Regions from separate parts of the Mus musculus genome. Here region 2 is linked to region 1. Evidence: chromatin contacts called from ENCODE POLR2A ChIA-PET data. All regions are on one chromosome and are shown on one strand. Each heading gives the region's core, a stretch centred on a gene start or an enhancer-like site at or near the end of the contact. The rest is flanking DNA. Distances are from core to core; before and after follow the strand shown. Region 1 holds the start of Tasor (transcription activation suppressor). Region 2 holds the start of Ccdc66 (coiled-coil domain containing 66).

What was found. ChIA-PET counts read pairs that join two places held with the same protein, here RNA polymerase II (POLR2A).
Region 2: POLR2A ChIA-PET joins it to region 1 with 26 read pairs in Patski. The contact joins the promoter of Ccdc66 here to the promoter of Tasor in region 1. POLR2A ChIA-PET finds 5 or more read pairs at or near these places in 4 of 5 experiments (Patski and embryonic stem cell).

The regions. Positions count from the first base shown.
Region 1 is chr14:27,425,964-27,431,631 of GRCm38, reverse strand. Tasor (transcription activation suppressor) reads right to left here and starts at 2,798. Exons shown (of 24, transcript NM_001114879.2): 1 at 2,248-2,798. The coding sequence starts at 2,563. Gm52095 (a long non-coding RNA gene) reads left to right here and starts at 3,005. Exons shown (of 4, transcript XR_003951011.1): 1 at 3,005-3,090.
Region 2 is chr14:27,505,037-27,510,853 of GRCm38, reverse strand. It overlaps Ccdc66 (coiled-coil domain containing 66), which reads left to right and starts at 2,394. Exons shown (of 18, transcript NM_177111.3): 1 at 2,394-2,432; 2 at 4,139-4,203; 3 at 5,191-5,216. The coding sequence starts at 2,422.

The sequences.
Region 1 (5,668 bases), core at 1,549-4,048:
CATTAGTACCAAGCTAAATCCTAAACATACTTTCAAACCTTCTCATCAATGATGGAAGGAAACTTAACAGTCTCTATACTATTTTGTTTTCCTTCCAACCATTTGTTCTGTGTTGCACACTATATCCAATTAAGTGATGTTTAAAGAGAGAGAGAGAGACAGACAGACAGAGACAGGTAAGGCTGGTATTGCTTATTTTCAATCCCAGCACTCTGAAGAGAACGGTAGGTGGATCTCTGTGAGTTCCAAGGCAGCCAGGACTATGTAAAAGGCTGTAAGGCTGTCTTTAAAAAAAAAAAAAAAAAGGAAAAAGACTCTTGTAACTGTTCTAAAGTGACAATGTTTTTAACTATAAAATTGAAATTCAAAGACTAACTTCTCCCAATTTAGAATAAAATCTGAGATGGGTAAAATAGTTACTTGAAAGCGCTGTATTAATAGATCATGATATCACCTGTAATTCCACCTAGCAGGAAGGCTGAGACAGGAGCATTTCAAGTCGAAGGGCTGAACAACTTAAGGAGATTCTATTATTTGGTTTTTGTAAAGTTTTGATTTGACCCTATTATGTACTATTTGAACAACTGCTGCCTGATTTACAGTAAGATATTAAGAATTATTTTCAGTAAAAATTTAAAAAAACCCTACCATGTTTTTCTAACTACAACCTCCCTTACAATTGAGAAAGTAAAAATCATATCCCTAGGCAAAATGGAAACTATCTCATTTCCCCCAAGGAATACATCAGACTCCACGGAAAAAGCAGCTAAGGTTTATACTCCCTAATTCCCTGTGCCACTTTTAGTATGTTCAAGGGCAGTCATTTTAGAGCAACTTCTGGATTTGGCTTATGAAATTTAAGAAGTACATACTACCTTACTAAATTTTCAAACAGAATCCTAAAGGACTCTAAGCCAGTTTTCTGGTCCCTTTTTAAAGTCTTGTTTTAATGATTTGTTCAAAGCCTTAGTCATTTAAAATCCAAAATAGGATGTCAAAAAGGTTTGATACAGCTTGAAACTGTTAAGCCCTTACTACATTATGAGGCCCTACTTAAAAGTACTTCTCACCTTTTCTACCAACTGGCGGTTGGGGATGAGTATCTAACTTTTCTTGTATCAGCACAGCCATACACACCTTAACGACATCAAGTGAATTCACTGTCTTGCCCTACACCCTAAAGTATTACATCATTTAAAGAGTATTTCTAGAAACATTCACTTCAGCCGGCAAAGATCAACTTCATCCTTCTCTGCATGGTTTCTCATGCTATTTCCTTCGCTTTGTCATCCATTTAGAAAGGAACTTTCTTTATACTTTCATAATCTCAGTTGTGCAGAGAGTTGGTTACCCAGATGCACGGTTCCAATCAAGATTCTAAATCTTCAGATATTCAAATGACAAAAAAAAAAGATTTGGGAAATAAACAATTAAAAAAAAAAACACGCAGTAAGAAGGTAAGTGTTTAAGTCAAATCCAGAAAATTCCAAATTATCGGACAGTCAAAACCTACTCTAAGAAAAAAAAAAGTGTACGTTTTACAATATGGCACTAAGATCTCAAAAAGTAAGCAACCCAACTGTTCCTATAATCGTTTAAGAAAAGTCATTCTAGGCTTGGAAGTTATACAGAAGAACCTACGTAAGCTAATGCTTTTCCAAAAAAAAAAAAAAAAAAACTACATGGAAATGAAGTGTGATGGAAAACTGCATGGAGCGCATATACTAATGGAGAGTTTTCTAAATAGAAGACGCTGACATCGAGCACATTTCAAGTAGACACACAGAGCTGAAGAATTTCCACAGTGAGAAACACTTGTCCTTAGAACGCAGTGGCCTTGGAGAAAGCCTCAGAATCCATGGCCACAGGCTACTTCCACAAGCAGACTTCTCAGAAGCATCTTTAGGAGGCCACCATCAGCTTCTCTGCCTTCGGGGCTTGGGGGAAAAGAGGGGCACCGAGCACCATCTTTCCGCTCGGGGAGCCGCAGCCTTATGGAAACGCTTCAAACCTGAGCTACTTCCAACTTCCACGGGGAGAGGGGGAGCGGCGGAGCGTGGTTCCACCCTATCCTCTCGCACCAAGGGCGGCTGGGCGGCCGTGGCCGTGAGCGGAGAGGCTGCTGGCGCTTGCGTGCGTGTTTACGTGTCTCGGATGGGTGTGGGGAGAGGAGACAGAGAGGTCTTAATGAAAAAGATGGAGGGGGAGGGAAGCGAGAGAGGGGGTGGGAGGAAGGGGAGGCACCACCTTTCTTTTCTCTGCTCTTCCTGGGGATCTGAAAACTCCGCCTAAAAGGCCTTTCCGGCTCTTCGGCGCCTTTGGGCAGAGCGGCCGCGGCCGCTTCGGAGGTTTGCTGAGGCTGCTCGTGGCCGTAGCTCCGGGCGGCTTCAGCTGCCGCGGTCTCCTCAGGCCCCGCGCCGCCGCCGCCGTCGCCGCCGCCATTTTGTAGGGAGGACTCAAGCTCCGGAAGCGCTGGCTTCATCCCGTCGTCTCCGCCGCCGCCGCCGCGGCTTTTCCAGCTCGCGTCCGTCGAAGGGGCCTCCGTCTCCGCGGCAGTCGCCATCGCGCGGGCGTGAGGCGCTCCAGGGAGCTTCCGCCCACAAGGTCGACGGGCGTAGGGGAGGAAGGGCGGCGGGCCAGGCCGCCGAGGTCTCGGCCCACCCGGCCCCTCCGCCCCCGGGGACCGCACTCCAGCCACAGAGACGCCTCTTAACCGCCACCGCGGCCCTAAGCGTGCCTCTCGCCCCGGGAGCTGCTCCGGATTCGGGCGGCTTTTCAACCGGCCCTGGCTACCCAACGTGCTCGCGTCGGGCCCGGGAGGGGGCGGGGCCTCGGCGGACCCGCTCTACCAATAGAAATGCAGAGCCCGCCTCCGCGACTGCAGAGAGACCGTTCCAGGAGGGCGGAGCCTCGCGATGCCGAGCCCGCCAAAAGAGGAGAGTGCCACGCCCGGGGAAAGCGTCGACGCCATCGCTTCAGAGTGAGGGCTTGGGCTTGGCAGCATTCTGCGGATTCCTGGGCCCTGCCCTCTCCGCACTGCGTTTGACGGAGGCAAGCCCAGAGGACGTCTTTCGGACAGTACTCTTGCAAGTAAGCACCTTCTTTCCTCCGGAGGTCTGTGGACCAAACCCGGCACATAATTGGCTGATCCTGGTCGTGTGATCGGTCTGCTCTGAGCTGATCTTCCAAAGGACCAGAATTCGAGCTCCAGCCGACATAGGACAACTCAACCAGCAGTTAGTCACTTCAAAGAATCCAAGTCCTTTTCTGGCCTCGGAGGGCACTAGGTATACGTGTGGTGCTCTATCATAAATGCAGGCAAGCCACCTATATGCATAAAGACTATAAACAAACAATAAGAAAGGCAGTGAAGAGAGATAAGAAAATGGCCTCCAGTGATAAGCAGGGTGATAACATCCTATTCCATCCAGACTTTCTGCTTTCCCAGTAGATCACGAGCACTGGTCGTACTCCAGACCAAAGCACTACATAAGCAAACATTCAATATTTGGGATTCTTCCGCACAATTTACAACCTAATGATGGGAGGCACGAATGCTCGCACACCTAGAAGAATGTTCGACCACCTAGAAGAAAACAATTTGATAGTGAAATGAAGGGAGGGCCTTTCAATAGTTTCTTTCTAGGTAAGGGGTTCTGAGTTACCATCTGTATAGACACATTCTCACAACAGATACCAAGTAGATGCTTTTGCACAATTTAAATGTTGAAATTTAGGCAAATTGAGATGACAAAAGCCAGGTCTAATTTCATCCAAAGTATTTATACAGCCTAAGGCCTAGTTTTCAAGCAGCTCCGGCCCAATAATGCATTTGATGAAGAAACACGGGATACTTTTTACTCAAGATCTCTAAGCAACAGCAGCAGGACGCCCAGGTCTTTGTCCCCCAACACCTCAATATTACTGAAGGAATTGTTAGGCCAAGATAATAAACTGCAAAAGAGCCACAGCCTCTGTCAAGTGATTGGTACTTGAAGAGCTCTCCAAGAGCAGCAGAGGATCTGGGATAAGCATCCATTGTTTGGCATCGTGTGTAGTGTAAAACCTGCACCTCTGTGAACCAAATCAAGGAAAAGTGTATGTAAATCAGTTATTAGTAAACAGGGTAGGTGCTTGGGATTTAGCTGAGTTCACGGAGATTGCCTAACATATACAAAGTCCAGGTTTTAATCTACCAGCACCAAATGAACTGAGCATGGTGGCACACCCCTGGGAAGGTAGAAGCAAGAGAGAAATTCAAGGTCATCCTGGGCTACCTGGGGATTAGAGGCTAAGGTAAAAAGTACATTTTAAAACTTTCCTTTTTTGAATGGTGAAAGAAAAGGGAAGGTTTAGAAAAACTCCTACACTATTTTAGTCACTTTTTCATACTGGGGAGGATGAGCTTGATGGCACATACCTATTCCCAGCCCTCAGGGGGAAGAGGTAAGAGGAGTTATACATGTCCAAGGTCAGCCTGGACTACACAGTAAGACCCCTGTATCAAATAAAATAAAACAGGAGAGGGCCAAGAATGTAGCCCAAGTTGAGACTTTGAGTTTGCCCCTAGAATTCTGGCAGCACAAAAATAGATAGACAGGTGGGTAGATAGATGATAGATACATAAGATAGATAGACAGACAGATACAGACAGGCAGAAAGAGTTAGGAAAAGGAGCATGCTTTCTTTACCTGATGTGAAAGAAGATCAAAACCTAACACTTTGCAGACCTTACATGGTAACTTTCTTTTTTCTAAATGTTCATCTTTATCAAATTAAAAGTTACCTGGGAATTAATTAGATAGTGGTGCTCTCATTTAATAATCCACTCATCAAAAGCCAGTTTTCCTTGGAAGAAGACTATGTATAGACAGCCAGAGTTTGATAGGAAAGAATTTTTTTCCATTGGTATTCTGCCTGCATGTATGGCTGCATGAGGGTACCATATCCCCTGGAACTGGAATTACAGGCAGTTATGAAATGCCATATGGATGCTGGGATTTGAACCTGGGACTTTTGAAAAAGCAGCCAGTGTTCTTAACCACTAAGCTTAAAACTAAGACCTTTGAGAACCACAGATCACCTACAGAGGTTCAATCTCATGAAGTATTGTTCTAACCCAAATCAACATTTATTTTAGAATATTAGTATCTTGGAGATTGAAATTTATATTTTTTAAATTGGGATGCTCTAAAATATGAAGACTTTGTTTTTGTTTTGTGATAGGGTTTCATGTTCACCAAGCTGTCCTAGAATAACTAATCCTCCTGCCTCAGCCTCCTTAGTGCTGAAATTAACACATGGGTATGTGCCACCCTTCTTAAAATGAATAAAATAGTAATTTTAAATTCTGCTGCATAAAGCTACTAACATTCAATATTAGAAATACTTGCCAGCTGTTTATTGGGACTGCTAGGTACCAAGGATCTGACTCTAGAGCAAGCAAACAGGCATAGTTACTTTTATCAAATTTACAGTTCAGTGGGGTGGTGTTTCTAACATCATCTGTAGAATAACTAGGCTGAGGTGTTAGGATTGGTTAAGGAAGAGCAAAGGGGGACAGAAATTTGCTAAGTTCCAAGCACATGAGAAAAGTCATAGCAAGATAAAAAGAATATTCATGTACTGGTTTCTGTTTGTGCCTCTGTGTGTGTGTGGGGGGGGGGGC
Region 2 (5,817 bases), core at 1,145-3,644, 80 kb before region 1:
CCCTGCTGGGGTTAAAGACACGCACCACCACAGACAGCTAAACATTAACAGCATGGTCAAATGTACAAGTGTATTCTTCCTCCCCCCCCCCCTTTGTTGTTTTTATCTTTTCTAAACCATTTTGAAACAGGGTCACATGTAGGAGAAGCTAGCCTTGAACTCTTTGGTCTTCTGTCTTAGACTCCTAAGTGCAGGTATGTGTTTCCAAGCCTGCTTTCCAAACCTGTTTGGCTTTCTAAAGAATAATATTAGTCAGGGTTCTCTAGCGTCTGTAGAACTTTTGGAATGTCTCTATATATGAAGAGAATTTATTGTAATGAGTTATAGTCTGCAGTCCAACTAACCCAACAATAGGCAGCTGTAAATAGGAAGTCCAAGAATCTAGTAGTTGCTCAGTCCCACGAGGCTAGTTGTTTCAGCTGGTCTGTATAAGCTGGGATCCTGAAGAAGTAGTTTCCAACAGATGTGCAAGCAGGCAAAGAACTAAGCCTTCCTTCTTCCAATGCCCTTATGTAGGCCTCCAGCAGAAAGTGTGGCCCAAATTAAAGGTGTGTGCCACCACAACTGGATCTGGAACTTGCTCTGTCCCAGGCTGACCTTGAACTCAATGATATGCTTGCCTCATTCTTCTGGGATTAAAGGCATATACTACCTTAACTGGGCCTAAGCTTTTCATGGCCGCTATGCCTCAAGATCTGGATCAAAAGTATGTGTCATCCCAAGTCAAGATCTGAGTCAGAAACCCGTGTCTTCTAGCCTCATGATCTGGATCACAGGTGTGCCCTCCATTTCTGAACTGTAGTTCATTCCAGAAGTTGACAACTAGGAATAGCCACCACACCTGTATAGCCTAGGCTGGCCTCACACTATGGAGGACCCCCAGCCTCTGTCTCCTAAGTGGCAGCAGCTGTGGTTACAGAAGTGTACCAGACATCAACTGTTTCTCTGACACTCACTTTGGTACAGGATTCCAACGGTGTGTGTGGCATGATGGGGAATTGCCCAGTCTTTGAGGATTTCTGTTGCATAGGACTAGACTATCCTCCAAGCCCAGCTACCACCATCTTCAGGATGCTTAAATGGGCCTGTCTGCATAAGATAGCACTCCCTGATAGCAGGACTGGATAGGGAGGTTCGTGGGACTCCCTCCTGAGCATCCCTCTCAGCCAACCAAATCCAATACTGCTGTAATGACACGTGGGCTCTGGGAACTCAAGGGGAGCAGATGCCCAGCTATCACATCCAGCCGTGAGCTTGAGCTTGTCGCCAGCCTTGCTAAGTGCAGACTTTACATTTACTTTCGGATTGCCCAAACTCCTGAAAACCCTCCTGCATGCTCCGGAAGTGACCCTAATAATGTCTCTACTATTGGGATCCTAGGAGGAGGGAGGTAGACATTGCCTTCTTTTATTATTATTATTATTACTAATAATAATAATAATTTATTTATTTGGTTCTTTTGAGACAGGGTTTCTCTGTATAGCTCTGGCTGTCCTGGAACTCACTTTTAGACCAGGCTGGCCTCGAACTCAGAAATCTGCCTGCCTCTGCTTCCTGAGTGCTGGGATTAGAGGTGTGCGCCACCACGCCCGGCTGACATTGCCTTCTTACACTTTACCCTCAGCAGCTTCTTTATGGAAGTGACATTTGTTTATTTTTATGTGGGGATTAGTGGGGGTGGGGATGGGGGTAGGGATGGTGGTGTCTTGGAACTCACTCTGAAACAGGCTGCCGAGGGTGCGCCCTCCCCGACTCCAGTCTGACACCAGGATTGATATAGCTGCAGGAGGCTTAGCCCCCTGACGTGAGTACTGGGATTCTCTGGAAGAGCAACAAGTGGAATTTTGGGCTGAGTCTAAAAGCGTCAGCTGGGGTTATACACATATTCACATTAGATATAAGATCTGTAGTATAATTGTTAAGTGGTCAGTGACCCAGGCAAGTCCTTTTGCCTCTTCGTGCCTCAGAGATAGCACTGCTAACGACGGATATACGAGTTTGGTCCACACTGTGACTGTTGCTGCAGTATTTAAAGAACTTCAGCCTGTAAGGTGTGGGAAGCACGAAGAGACAGAGACATATACTCTGTGTCCTAGGCGTCACAAGTCCTTCAACTAAATAAACCTCTCCTCCAAATATAAAAGAGAATGGTTACATCTGTTGTTTCTGCCTATTTGGAAACCTCCATTAGAGCCAAGGCGGCTCCCCAAGGTTGGCGGTGATCACGAAGAAACCGCAGACGCCCCCGGAGAGGGATCTAGAGTCCGGGGAGGCCGGCATCAACGAACGGACCCGCCAGCATGTCCCACTGTGATTGGCTCGGCTGGCCCCCGGCAACCAATCAGCATAGCGTTTGTTGAGCAGCGGCAGCAAGCTGGGTACACAAGTGACCTGAGCGAGCTGCGGGTGGGCGGCGGGGCCATGAACCTGGGGTAAGCCGGCGGGGACTCGCTGGGCTGTAACTTTCAGCCGGCGCGTGGCGGCGGGCGGGGTTCCGGGTCCAGCGCGGACCGTGGTGTTGGAGCGCCCCGGAGGGGAGATGGCGCCCCAGAGGGCGAGATGCTCGGGGAGCTACGGCTGCCCCGTACTGAGCTGGAGCATCCTCAGCTGGGGCTGGACCGAGTCTGGGGTGCGGTCTTCATCTTCAGAAGTTCATCGTTTTAGGAAAACCAGCCACCAGACCTAGACGTAACCGCGCATCCAGAAGCTGAATGTTAGGTTCTCTTCTGGGAGTTTAGAAATCAATGAGGCAGCCTGCCCCGTAAGCTTGCGGGGCGGTAGTATAGAGACTTAGCAACTTCAGATTCATTCAAGAGGTTGCCTTCTAACGTACCCATGAGCTGTTTGTAGTCCTGCAACGGGGTGGCCTCTGACAACCTATATCTCCCAGATTGTTTCCTTTTACAAACGCAGGCACTTTGATTCTCGCTACCAAAGCAACTCTGAGTTTAAAGTTGCTAGTCAACCTGCTCGCCCTTAATTTCTTGGTTTGGTATTTTCTCTTTGACGTTGTCGTCATTACTGTTCATAGACACATAACGCCCACCCCGTTCCCACCCCACCCCCGTAAGACTGTGTAATACTGTGTGTAGAATCCCATCAGAATTTTGTTGACTTTAATAGACAACGTAAGTTTTGCTGGTAGTGTTTACCGTTTCTTTATGGTGGCGCTTTTGACATGTAAAGTGTCATATTAGCCAAAGTTTATTGTTTATTTATTAAGATAGTAATAGAGTCACTAAAGCAATCGTGTAGTATATGAAATAGTCCAAGTTGTGTGGAATTCTGTATTTAAGCAGCCGTCACATTGGTGACCATTTTAGCCATCTTTCAGTCGCGTCTATTCCTCCTTGGAATCTGTCAGTCATGAAATTGTTAAAAACAAAACAAAACAAAAAACGCATAAATAGCTTATCTATGTCTTGTACCTGGCTAAGGAGTTCTGGTAGCAGCATGGGACTTTTGGTATAGAGCTGCAGGTTAAAGGATGCTGCAATAACTGGGTTGCTTTATTTCTTACCAGTAACAAAAACCAGGTTTCAGGTTAAACATGACACATGCTGGCCTCACTGAAAAGTTGTAAGAAAGTCTTTTGTATTTTTTTCCCTCTTAGGTTAAAAAAAATGTGTATGTATGAACACATATATACACATACTTTTTAAATACTTATTTTAATTTTATGTGAATGGGTATCGTGCCTGCATGTAAGTCTGTGGGCCACTTGTGCTGGTGCCCTTGGTGACCCGAGGGGCCTTTACAGACACTTGTTAACTGCAATGTTGGTTCTGCTTGCCAAGAATAGACAGTGCTCCTCACTGCTGAGCTGTCTCTCCAGCCTTGAAAACAATATTTTAAAATTTAAAGACTACTTTGAGGGAGGTTCAGGCAGGTGAATCAGGAATTCAAAGCCAGCCTGGTCAACCAGCCTGGTCTACATACATAGTGAGTTTGAGGGCAGCTTGGGCTATGTGAATTAAAAGAAACAACCAACCAAAACCCCTGCTTTGATGGTCATGTGATTCCTGTATACATTCAAAGGTATAGGTTTACTTTCAAGGTTCATATAAATATCCCTGGCTGCTATTTAGTGAAAGTTGTTAAATTAAACTTGTCAAAACAATTTTCTTTTATATTGCAGAGATGGTTTAAAGCTTGAAACTGAATTACTGGATGGAAAAACCAAGTTAATACTGTCCCCATATGGTATGCTGTGTTTTTGGACGTCGAAAATGTTTGTATGTAGACTATGTGGTAGTTTAATAGATGTTTGTTTTGCTTGTATAGTTAAATGACACTTGGAAAAAGCCTCTTTTTAATGTCTACAAATTGATATTTATCCAAGTAAAGTCAGATTGTGACAGTGATCACTATTGTCTATGTTGGTTCATAAAATATATTTCATGTGTAATGTTTTTGGTGTTACCATACCTTGTTGCCTAATAAGTAATACAGGTAGAGTTCAGATAATTCTTAAAGATTTATTTATTTATTTTATGCATGTGAGTATACTGTAGCTGTACAGATGGTTATGAGCCTTCATGTGGTTATTGGGAATTGAATTTTAGGACCTCTGCTCGCTCCAGTCAGCCCCGCTCACTCTGGTTGGTCAGTTCCACTCGCTCAGTCCCTGCTTGCTCCAGCCCAAAGTTTTATTATTATACATAAGTACACTGTAGCTGTCTTCAGACGCACCAGAAGAGGGCGGCAGATATCATTACGGGTGGTTGTGAGCCACCATGTGGTTGCTGGGATTTGAACTCAGGACCTTCTTAAGATCAGTCAGTGCTCTTACCCACTGAGCCATCTCGTCAGCCCTGAGTTCAGATAATTATGTTGTGTGAGAAAGTTAAATTTATATAGTACAACTACAGTTGCTAAAGTCTTTTTTAAAATCATTAGTTTTTAGATTCAGTACAGTTTTTTAGTCTTCTCCGTCAATTACTTGCCTGATCACCACCACCATTTGTTTATTGTCTTTCCTTGGAAAGACTATTGAAATAAAAGTGAAATGGGAGTGAATATTTGAACCACCACATTGAAAAAGTGGGAATACTCAGGTGGGACTTGCGGTTAATGCTTTTGGGATAGTAATTTTATCCTAACATCTTAATTCGTTCTTAGCATTTTCTTTTATCACTGCCTTAATATGTTTTGGGTTTTATAGTTTAGTAATTTTATTTTCTTTTGTAGAGCATAAATCAAAAGTTTCTGTGAAGGTAAGCCAAGTGATTTTGACCCTACCTGTTTTCACGTGAAAAATGCATCTTTCCATTGGTTTTACTTATTGAGTCACAGCCTCTCCGTTGGACTCCGTGCAGATAGATAGGCAAGCTAGGCTGCTTTCGCTGGAGGATTGCCTGTGTCTGCTTTTTACTTGCTAGAATTGCAGACGAACCTTTATATGTACCCAGCATTTATGTGTGCTCCGAGCATCCATACATTGGTCCTCACAGTTTCATGGCAAGCACTTTTAACTACTGGGCTGGCTCCCTAACCTGAACTTTGTCTTTATAGTGTAAGAAGTATTGATGAGCTTGGTTAAGAAAAGGCAACATACTATTAAAAAGGTGTTTTATGACATAATCTTGTTCAGTAAGCTCTTGGGAGTAATTTGGACCTTGGTTGCTTTTCTTGCTCAGTAACCTGAACATAACTGAATCTTTATAGGGAAGTCTGACACACACACACATACACACACATTCTCTCTCTCTGTGTCTCTCTCTGTCTCTCTCTCTCTGTCTCTCAGCCTGCTTTCATTATTCCTCTTTGGTAGTGTGTACAATTGGACTAAATGTACCTTAACATGGCACGATGACA